2 separate regions of the Homo sapiens genome follow, and region 2 is linked to region 1. Evidence: read pairs that join two places in POLR2A ChIA-PET (ENCODE). Cell type or tissue: HepG2. All regions are shown on one strand. Each heading gives the region's core, and the rest is flanking DNA. Links, peaks and the distances in the headings are about the cores only.

Evidence for each region. ChIA-PET counts read pairs that join two places held together with the same protein. Peaks named below come from ENCODE experiments on the same cell type or tissue, not always from the same donor. Only the 100,000 strongest peaks of a DNase experiment are listed, where the experiment ranks them.
Region 2: POLR2A ChIA-PET joins it to region 1 with 10 read pairs; 5 of 35 experiments call an interaction of 5 or more read pairs at or near these places.

Annotation. Positions count from the first base shown.
Region 1 is chr2:74,427,586-74,431,961 of GRCh38, reverse strand. RTKN (rhotekin) reads left to right here. Exons shown (of 12, transcript NM_001015055.2): 3 at 1,285-1,346; 4 at 1,444-1,497; 5 at 1,593-1,710; 6 at 1,925-2,134; 7 at 3,020-3,114; 8 at 3,225-3,331; 9 at 3,566-3,694; 10 at 4,370-4,376. Among named protein-coding and RNA genes, the nearest start is that of WDR54, 8.0 kb to the right of the region's middle. In HepG2, for the core only: a CTCF peak has its summit at 1,967; DNase peaks (open chromatin) are centred at 1,931 and 2,211.
Region 2 is chr2:74,501,115-74,505,490 of GRCh38, reverse strand. PCGF1 (polycomb group ring finger 1) reads left to right here. Exons shown (of 9, transcript NM_032673.3): 8 at 72-152; 9 at 301-448. The coding sequence ends at 348. It overlaps LBX2-AS1 (LBX2 antisense RNA 1), which reads right to left and starts at 2,898. Exons shown (of 2, transcript NR_152616.1): 1 at 2,539-2,898; 2 at 426-1,851. It also overlaps a transcript of LBX2 not described here. RefSeq lists enhancers at 1,999-2,068, 1,975-2,269, 1,740-2,365, 2,366-2,990. In HepG2, for the core only: a CTCF peak has its summit at 2,374; DNase peaks (open chromatin) are centred at 2,410, 2,940 and 3,890; H3K4me3 peaks cover 3,496 bases.

The sequences.
Region 1 (4,376 bases), core at 377-4,376:
GTAAAATGTAAGCAACACTGACATTAGACTGTTGATCTGACAAGTCTATAATGACTTAAGTGATGCCATGATAAAACCAAAATATTGGGGAAAATATTTGGCAAATTATTCTAAGAATATGCCAATTTGGATAAAGTGGTCATTTGGAGAACTGGTTTTTAGGAAAGTGGCCTACTTACTCCACTGAGGCTGCTAGGGGAAATAGTCCCAGCCCCTCACAGGTATGGTGCCCATTCCAGCCATGAAGGCTGACACAAGAGGAGGTTGCCAGGAGCTCACCCATGAAGCTACCAGAAGAAGGCAGAAAACCCACTGTATGGCTATCCCATGAAGCTAGAGGAAGGGCAAGCTGGTGGGGGGACAGCCTCTGAGAGGCAGCATGGACAGACTCTGTCCTGCCAAAGTCCTCACACAGCCCACACAGGTGATTTGAGGTACACCCCAAGTGCCTGGCAGCTAAACACATTGCCATTAGTGCCACATCATTTAGCTTAAGGCTCTACTAAGTCAGTAATTACTTTAGTGGCATTATGAGTAAGTACAGATGAACTGGCAGTCGCTTCAGGAAAGGGACACATGGTGAGTCCTGATGATGGGCAGGGAGGGAAGGAAGGTGGGGTGTCGGGCCCTGCAGTGGGGTGTGGGGGAGCTGCAGAACTTGGGGCACTAGTAGGGTACACCATATCAGGCCAGGAGGAAAAAGGAGAAATCAAAGTTGGGGAGTGGTAGGGAAGGAAAAGGGTCTGTAGTGAATGGAACGTAACTCTTCCCTATTGGTGATTTTCCTTTGAACAAATGTTGGCCAAATTATTTTCTGACCCAGTACCCTCCTATATCAAAGAAGTGATGGGATGGTGGGAAATAAGCAGCTTTCCTATTGTTAAAAAAAAAAAAAATAAAGACTGGAGACCCCTCTAAGCCAGGGGTTTAATGGAGAGCCCTGGAAATGAAGTCTTTCTGTGGGCACCTGTCCCCTCAAGGCTGCACCTGTCCTTGGCAGGGATCTGGAGAGGTGGTCAGGGAGGTTGCTTGGAGAGAGGAGCCCTGAGCTTGTGCCTTATGTGTGAGTTAATGTGGCTTGAGTGTCCCTGGTGTCCCCAAGCCTGGCAAACTGCTGGGTTCAATGAACAACTTTCCCTTATAGTCCCTCAGCCCTGCCTGTCGGCCTGGCTGGGAACCTGGTGGCTGAGGCGCTGGGATCAGGGGGATCCTAGAGTCGTTGGGACCAGAGCAAGGGGGAATAGTGGCTAGAGGCCAGGCCAGGACATTGTGATTTATCCACAGGCCTTCTGACAGTGGCCCGCCCGCTGAGCGCTCCCCCTGCCGCGGCCGGGTCTGCATCTCTGGTAAGAAGCACAGCTACCCCAGCTGCTGGTACCCCTTGCCCAAGCACACGGCCTCCTGCCCCATCTCAACATCTATTCTTACCCCTCTGCCCCTTAGACCTCCGGATTCCACTCATGTGGAAGGACACAGAATATTTCAAGAACAAAGGTGGTGAGTTCCACACACCCTGGGACAAATTCAGGGGAATGACCCTGAAGTAGGAGGCTCTCGTGGGACGTGTTTTTTGTTTTGCCCTTTGTCCCCAGACTTGCACCGCTGGGCTGTGTTCCTGCTGCTGCAGCTGGGGGAACACATCCAGGACACAGAGATGATCCTAGTGGACAGGACCCTCACAGACATCTCCTTTCAGAGCAATGTGCTCTTGTGAGTACCTCACACTGTGGCTACCTCCTTCCTCCACTCTGCTCCAGTTCTGGATGAGCGAGTTCCAGGGGAGGAAGCTGGGATGGGGGCAGGGTGGAGAGGAGGGGCACCTGGCCTTCTCTGTGGAGCTGTCCTGCACTTGCCTCACCCACATCCCCTACCCTCTGCCTCCCTGGACTTTCCTGTGACCACCCTCCTTTCTTCCTCCCACCAGCGCTGAGGCGGGGCCAGACTTTGAACTGCGGTTAGAGCTGTATGGGGCCTGTGTGGAAGAAGAGGGGGCCCTGACTGGCGGCCCCAAGAGGCTTGCCACCAAACTCAGCAGCTCCCTGGGCCGCTCCTCAGGGAGGCGTGTCCGGGCATCGCTGGACAGTGCTGGGGGTTCAGGGAGCAGTCCCATCTTGCTCCCCACCCCAGTTGTTGGGTAAGGCCTTGCACACCGACACCACCCTCAGCTGCCTGTATTCTGCCCACAGGTGACCTTTGAACTGTGTTGAGTGTGCAGAACCCATTTTGCATTGCTGCCAGGATGTGCAGACAGATATGAATGAGCAGTGGCCACGTAGCTGGGAGGCATTCCAGCCCACGCCCCAGAGCTGGGCTGAAGCCAGTCCAGAAGACCAGTGGGAAGGCAGGGAGACTTAGGCCCTGGGGTCTTACCTTTTTAGCAGCAGCAAATACATTTTATTTTTAGAGACAGGGTCTCACTATGTTGCCCAGGCTAGTCTCGAACTCCTGGGCTCAAGTGATCCTCCCGCCTCGGCCTCCCAAAGTGGTAGGATTACAGGCGTGAGCCACAGCACTCAGCCTAGCAAATACATTTTATGTGGATAGAGCAGAGCTTCTTGGTTGGAGCAGAGTACCCTGGGACCTATGGTGGTACCTAAATGCACCTGGAGACACCGCATGGGACCACTGAGACTCTGAGAAGCAGTTTGAGAACCTTTGGGTAGTGAACAGAATACTGATTTTGGACATAGATATGGGTTCAAATTCAAACTCCCCCACTTTCCACCTATAAATTATGGGCAAGTTTCTTAACCTCTCTAAGCCTCAAGCTGCCTCATCTAGTTGAAGAATGCCACCAACCTCACAGGGCTGTCATAGGAATACAGTGGGATAAAACATATAAAGCATACGTCCTGACACTTAGCTGGAGCTCGGTAAATGTTCATTCCTAACCCTCTGGGGAGGCAAGCGAGTTTTCTGTGGGGCAGTCTGAACAATGGGGCAGATCTGCTCAGCCCTTAGAGTTCCTGCTGGCCAACATGCCCCTCCCTTGGCTGATGCTCTCTCCTATCTCCCTCAGTGGTCCTCGTTACCACCTCTTGGCTCACACCACACTCACCCTGGCAGCAGTGCAAGATGGATTCCGCACACATGACCTCACCCTTGCCAGTCATGGTAAGTATGTGTGTGCATGGGGGACATACACATGTGATGGTGAGAAGAGGGGCTGTGGGATGGTCCCCTTCTCATTCCCCTACCTCACCCTGCACTTCCTCCTCCCCCAGAGGAGAACCCTGCCTGGCTGCCCCTTTATGGTAGCGTGTGTTGCCGTCTGGCAGCTCAGCCTCTCTGCATGACTCAGCCCACTGCAAGTGGTACCCTCAGGGTGCAGGTGAGGGGGCCCTGAGGAGTGGAAGGGAGCAGGGAGAAGGCAGAGGAGAGCTGGATAACCAGGAATAGAAGAGCTAATGAAAAATCAAGATTTGGGTGGAAGAAATGGGGTATGGCCAGACGAGGGGAGGAATGGACAGCAGGGTGGACAAAACGAACAGGTTCTCATGGGGGGCTGAGAAGAGGGATACTGGGGGCCGTGACTTCCCCAGAAAATGTTGAGTCATTTGTGCAGCAAGCTGGGGAGATGCAGAACTGGGCACAAGTGCATGGAGTTCTGAAAGGCACAAACCTCTTCTGTTACCGGCAACCTGAGGATGCAGACACTGGGGAAGAGCCGCTGCTTACTATTGCTGTCAACAAGGTGATGGGTCCCTTGGTAGTAAGGCCACCAAGGGCACAGGCCCAGGAGCCTCTCCTTCAGGCCCCAGGAGGGTGGGCACATACCTCAGAGAGATAGAAGCAGGCCTCCTGCTCCTGACAGTGCCACATCCAGCTTCAGGGGCCCGTATTTTCCCCAACTACAGCATCACTGTGAGAGGATCGTCCCATTCACTTGCCATCCTCAGTCCCTGCCAAATCTCAGAGAGGGTTCTCTCGCCTGCAGGTTCAGGGCTTTTCATCCTCTCTCCCTCTTCTCCCTCAGATTCCAATTTATATCTACTTTACCACTTCCCATTTCTCTCCAGGTCCAATTGCCCTTCTTTGCTCCCTATCCCTTTTATGGGCTTTCCTGCCTACTTTTTGTCAGTTCTGAGGGACCTCTGGCTGGAGCATCCTTGCCTACCTTTGTGTCTTCCCTGCCTTGCTCAATCCCTTTTTCCCTGTCTCAAGCTGCTCCTCCTCCCCTGACTCAGGACTGGCTGTCTCATCCCCAGCCCTTTTTTGCCATTCCTTCCTACTCTGGTCAGTAGGAGGCAAATGAGAGGGCTCAGCAAAAGCCCCACAAGCTCATTCTTCTAAGGCAGGCGTGATCAAGGCTGCCTGATTGTCACTGCCAACTTCTGTGACCAAGGTAGACCTCTTCTTTCTCCTGCAGGAGACTC
Region 2 (4,376 bases), core at 1-4,000, 74 kb before region 1:
TCTAGGGTGGACCAGGGTAGTTTTTGACCTGCCAGAAAGTTCCTAAAATTATGCCCCCATCTCCCTCCTAGGTGCAGCTCCTTTTTGACAATGAAGTTCTCCCTGATCACATGACAATGAAGCAGATATGGCTCTCCCGCTGGTTCGGCAAGGTAAGCCAGGCCACCCTCCCTGGGATCACACCCCCTTCAGACTCCCCCCAACCATCCTACAGTCCTCAGGGGAAGGGTGGGCTGAGGGGCCCTTTGAATAATATAAGAACATTCCCCACTGACTACTACTTCCTCATTCTCTCCTTAGCCATCCCCTTTGCTTTTACAATACAGTGTGAAAGAGAAGAGGAGGTAGGGGCCAAGCCCCCACCCCATCCCACTCCCCTTCCCTCCCCAGATATTTATGTGAAATGAACTGCAGCTTTATTTTTTGAAATAAAAACTTTTAAAAAGCACCTCTCTTCTGCCTTATTCTTCCTGCCTCACACTCATGCTGTGTCCTGCCTTCTTCAAAAATCCTCTGAGTTTCATTGTGAAGAAGGGCCTGTCCTCTATGGCCATGGGCCCTCAATGTCTTGCCAAAGGAGAAGGGTAGAGGATCCCTATATGTGTGAAACCAGGCCTCCCACACCACTCTTTTTGGTGATGGGAAGGTTTCCTGGAGGGGAGCTCTCAGCTGTCTTTGTATGCTGCAGCATACAGTGCGGGTGCGGGCCTCTTAGGAGGTTTCCTAATTCAGCGGTGGTGAGAAGGCTAGAGTTGGACAGTGGCTGCTGCAGGATTGAACAAGTGTGATTTTTTAAAGAAAAATCCAAAGAATTGCATTATAGTTTTATAACTTGGGGGATGGGGACAAAAAGGAGGGAGAAGTCTAAAAAACAAATGGAGTGGGGCCACAGGAATTGTCAGAAATGGAGGCTTAGGCTGTCCATACAGGATTCAGCAAGTACTTGGGGACTGCGACTAGAAGAAGCCAGGGTGGGGAATAAGTAGCTGAGGAGGAGAGGGAGCTGATGTGGAGGAGAGCAAGGGCAACTTCAAGGAACAAAAGGGAAGCTGCAAGGCACCAGCTCCATTAATTCAGCAAACATTCCTTGTCTGTATGCCATGCCAGGGTCCTTGTTCTATGGTTCTCTCAGTGGGGTAGCTAGAAACTTGCCCAACAGACAGGAACAGACAGAAGCCAAAGCAAAGAATTCCTGAAGGTAGCCGGCCTGCTGCCAAACCTGGGACAAACTGTATGGAGGCGCAGCGTGTGTAGCCAGAACCCGAGTTAAAACCTAGGTCCCACCCTGGCCGGTCTGACTCCACGGCTTCTAGGGGTTGGTTGTGCGAAGCTGTTGAGGGCTGAAGGCGCTAACCATCAAAGATGGAGGTCGGGTGGCAGAAGATGGGGTGGGAGGCAGAGAGTGAGTACAGCGAAGGCGGCCTCAACTGGATAAGAAAACTCCAGACTTGCGGGAAAGGCCTGAGCTCGCATTGGACGCTCTGGGGTGCCACAGTCGGACACTGTTTCCGGGAGACCTCCGCCTCTCCGCGCGGATGAAGAGGCTGCAGACGCCGAAGAAGAGCTCGAGTGCGTGGGGCACTGATGGGGATCGGGGTGGGCACACAGCAGACGGCCTGGGTACGCTTCTTTCCTGACATGGTCTCCAAGGTTAGCAAAGCTTCCAAACGTTTCCAGGCCTCCAGCCTGGAATGCCTCTCCCCCCGCTCCCCGACCTCTTCCAGGAACACCCCAGCTCAGGGCTCCCCACTCCCCTTCCTGCGAATTGAAGCTCTGTGGGCTTTGCGGTCCGGGCGGGCGAGTACCTGGCGGCCGGGGCTGTTCTCCAGGAGTTTCTGCGCGAAAAGTTTCCTAGGAGTGACGGGATGGCGTGGGCTCAGGGGAGAGTAGAAACGCTCCCGGGGGCTTTGCAGGGACCGAGCAGCTGCGGGAGCTGGGGAGCAGTCTGACTGGGACTCCCTGGAAGGCCCTGCCATTGGGGCTGGGCGGCAGCTCGGCGTCGAAAAAGCCGGGTCTGAAGATTAATGTGCCGAGGCCGGAGACCCTGAGGACCAAGTCACGGGACTTGCCCTTGGTGACTCACGCCTTGAGGCCGAGCAGCGCGGAAGGCGCTCAGGCCGGATCTGGGGTGGGGCCCAGCCGAGCCTTGGTCTTGTCTGTCAGCAGCGGCAGCTGCACTGCGTCTCCCAAGGTGGCTGAAGCTGGCCAGCTGCGGGCTCCGCGCCGCTCGTCCCGGGTCTATGGGTCCATTCCCCACGCCCACCCGGACCCCGGGGTCACTCGGGTCTCCGTCTGTGCCAGGGAGGGAGAATCACGCCCAGGGTCCTCTCTGGCTTCGCGCGACTGAGAACGCGCCCGGACGCGGCGCGGCGCTCCTGAGTCAAAGGAGAGGTGGCGGCAGGACCACCCCAGGGCGCCGTCTGCACCCCCGGACGCACTCGGCCGTGCTGCGCTTCCGGGACAAGGCGTCGGTTCTCGCCTGAGGGCCAAACCTTGCCCCTGCCCACCTTCCTCACCCCCGCCATTTCCAGGACTCACATCCAAAGGCGACAGCACCAGGATTTGCTCCCGCCTTTGGCACAGAGGAGGACGGGTCCCTCTCTCAGCCTGGCCAGTCTTTCCCAGGGCTTGATGGGAAAAAGGACTTCCCTAGAAGTGAGTCTTGGGGAGTTGGGGGGAGAAAAGTGTCGAGGAGGGCGTCGGAGTTTCCCACCGCTGGCTGCTTCCCGGCCCGCACGCCCGGGAGGGTGGCGGTGGGCGCGCAGAGATCTTTGCAAAACAGCGTCCAGGGCGGAAAACAACTCACAGGCCTGCCGCCCCCAAAGTCACGAAACTAAGATATAAGGACCGGTTCACTCCGCAGTAGCGCTTTCTGAAAGAGAAAACAATCCCAGAAGTGTGCGGGACGGACGGAAGCCCCGCCTCACGCTCCTCCGCCTGGACTTTGCTCCCTGAACTCCCACTGCCCTCTCACTCCGGTTCACGGACGTTTCCTAAGGGTGGGGAGGAGGGGAGCAAGCTCTTCGCTGAGATTGTCCTTGTCCACCTCCCCAAGGGGGTTATTCCGAGGGTCCTCCAACCCTGCTACACATTCACAGAATTCAGTGGAATGTCCGGGCCGGCAATCCGAGACTAAAGGTCGTTTATTGAGCAGGCCTCCGTGCCACCAGTGGGGAACGGGGTCGAGCGGGGGCGGCCCGGGGTGGAGGAACCCGCCGATGGGGTGTGTGGGTGCAAGATAAGGTGGGGGTAGGGCTGAGGGGTGAGAATGGGAAATCTGAAAGGGGAGGTGTGAGGAAGCATCCTTAAGCGGGAATGGGGTGCCTTCCCAAGACAGCGAATTTGGAATGTGGGGATCTCTACAAGGGGAGGGAGCGCAGGGCCCCGAAATGTCTGAATGGACAATCAAAGGAATCTGAGAAGGTGGGAAACACAAGAGACTGCCTGAAAAGGAAAACCGTTGGCCCCGCGGGGCCAGCGGTGAAGGCTGGCCTCCGTGCATCTCTTGAGAAGGATCGTGAACAGGGAGGGTTCTACCCGCGGGTGGGAAGAGGCGAGCACCCAGGAGCTTCTGTGCTTCCAAGCTGGGGTGGGGGGTAACCTATAGGACAGCCGAGTGAGTGTCCCCTCCCCAACCCAGAACAAGTTTTAATCTCTTAATCTTCCTCATTAATCACTCACCCTCCTACCCCTCTCTGTGGATCCGATTTCGCCCCAGCTCGAGTTCCAGTACTGAGAAAAGTCCCCTTCTGTGGCCCCACGATCCCCTGGACTAGTCCCTGGCCGCTTTGACGACCTTAGAGGGGCCTCTGCTGTCCTGGGCCTCCTCCCTTTGCTACTCTCCACTTCCATCTCCTCCCCCAAACTCATGTTTAGGAGCTGTCCAATCCCAGTACCTGAGCCCAGCTGCAGAGGGGAGAACTAGGCGGGAGAGATGGAAGGGGCTGTGAGGCACAGGCCCATCAGCAGAGCTCCACACTCCTCACAGACACACGTAAGTAATTGAGAGCAGAGGTAGAGACAGACACAAAAGCCACATAGAGGATGCATGAGTGAAGGTTGCAGCATCTGCTTGGTGATATGCCTGGGATGCAGTGGGGCAGTTCCTGCTGCCTCCAGAGAGCTGCTTTATTGCACATTAAGTGAAACCACTAGGATGGTTTCCAGGGCTGAGGCCTGTAGCCCGAAGATCTCTCCAGGCCCTCCCCTGCCCCTCACCATTAATAACCATTTAACAACGTCCTGAGGCAGCTCAGCTTTCCACCATGGCCTGGCTCTGCTCTTTGATCCAGCAGTGGCCCATCAGCCTTTAAGTGTGTTGCTCAGCTTTCCAGGAGGGCATTATGTGAATGTTGCGGGTGGGGGAGGGGGGTTGT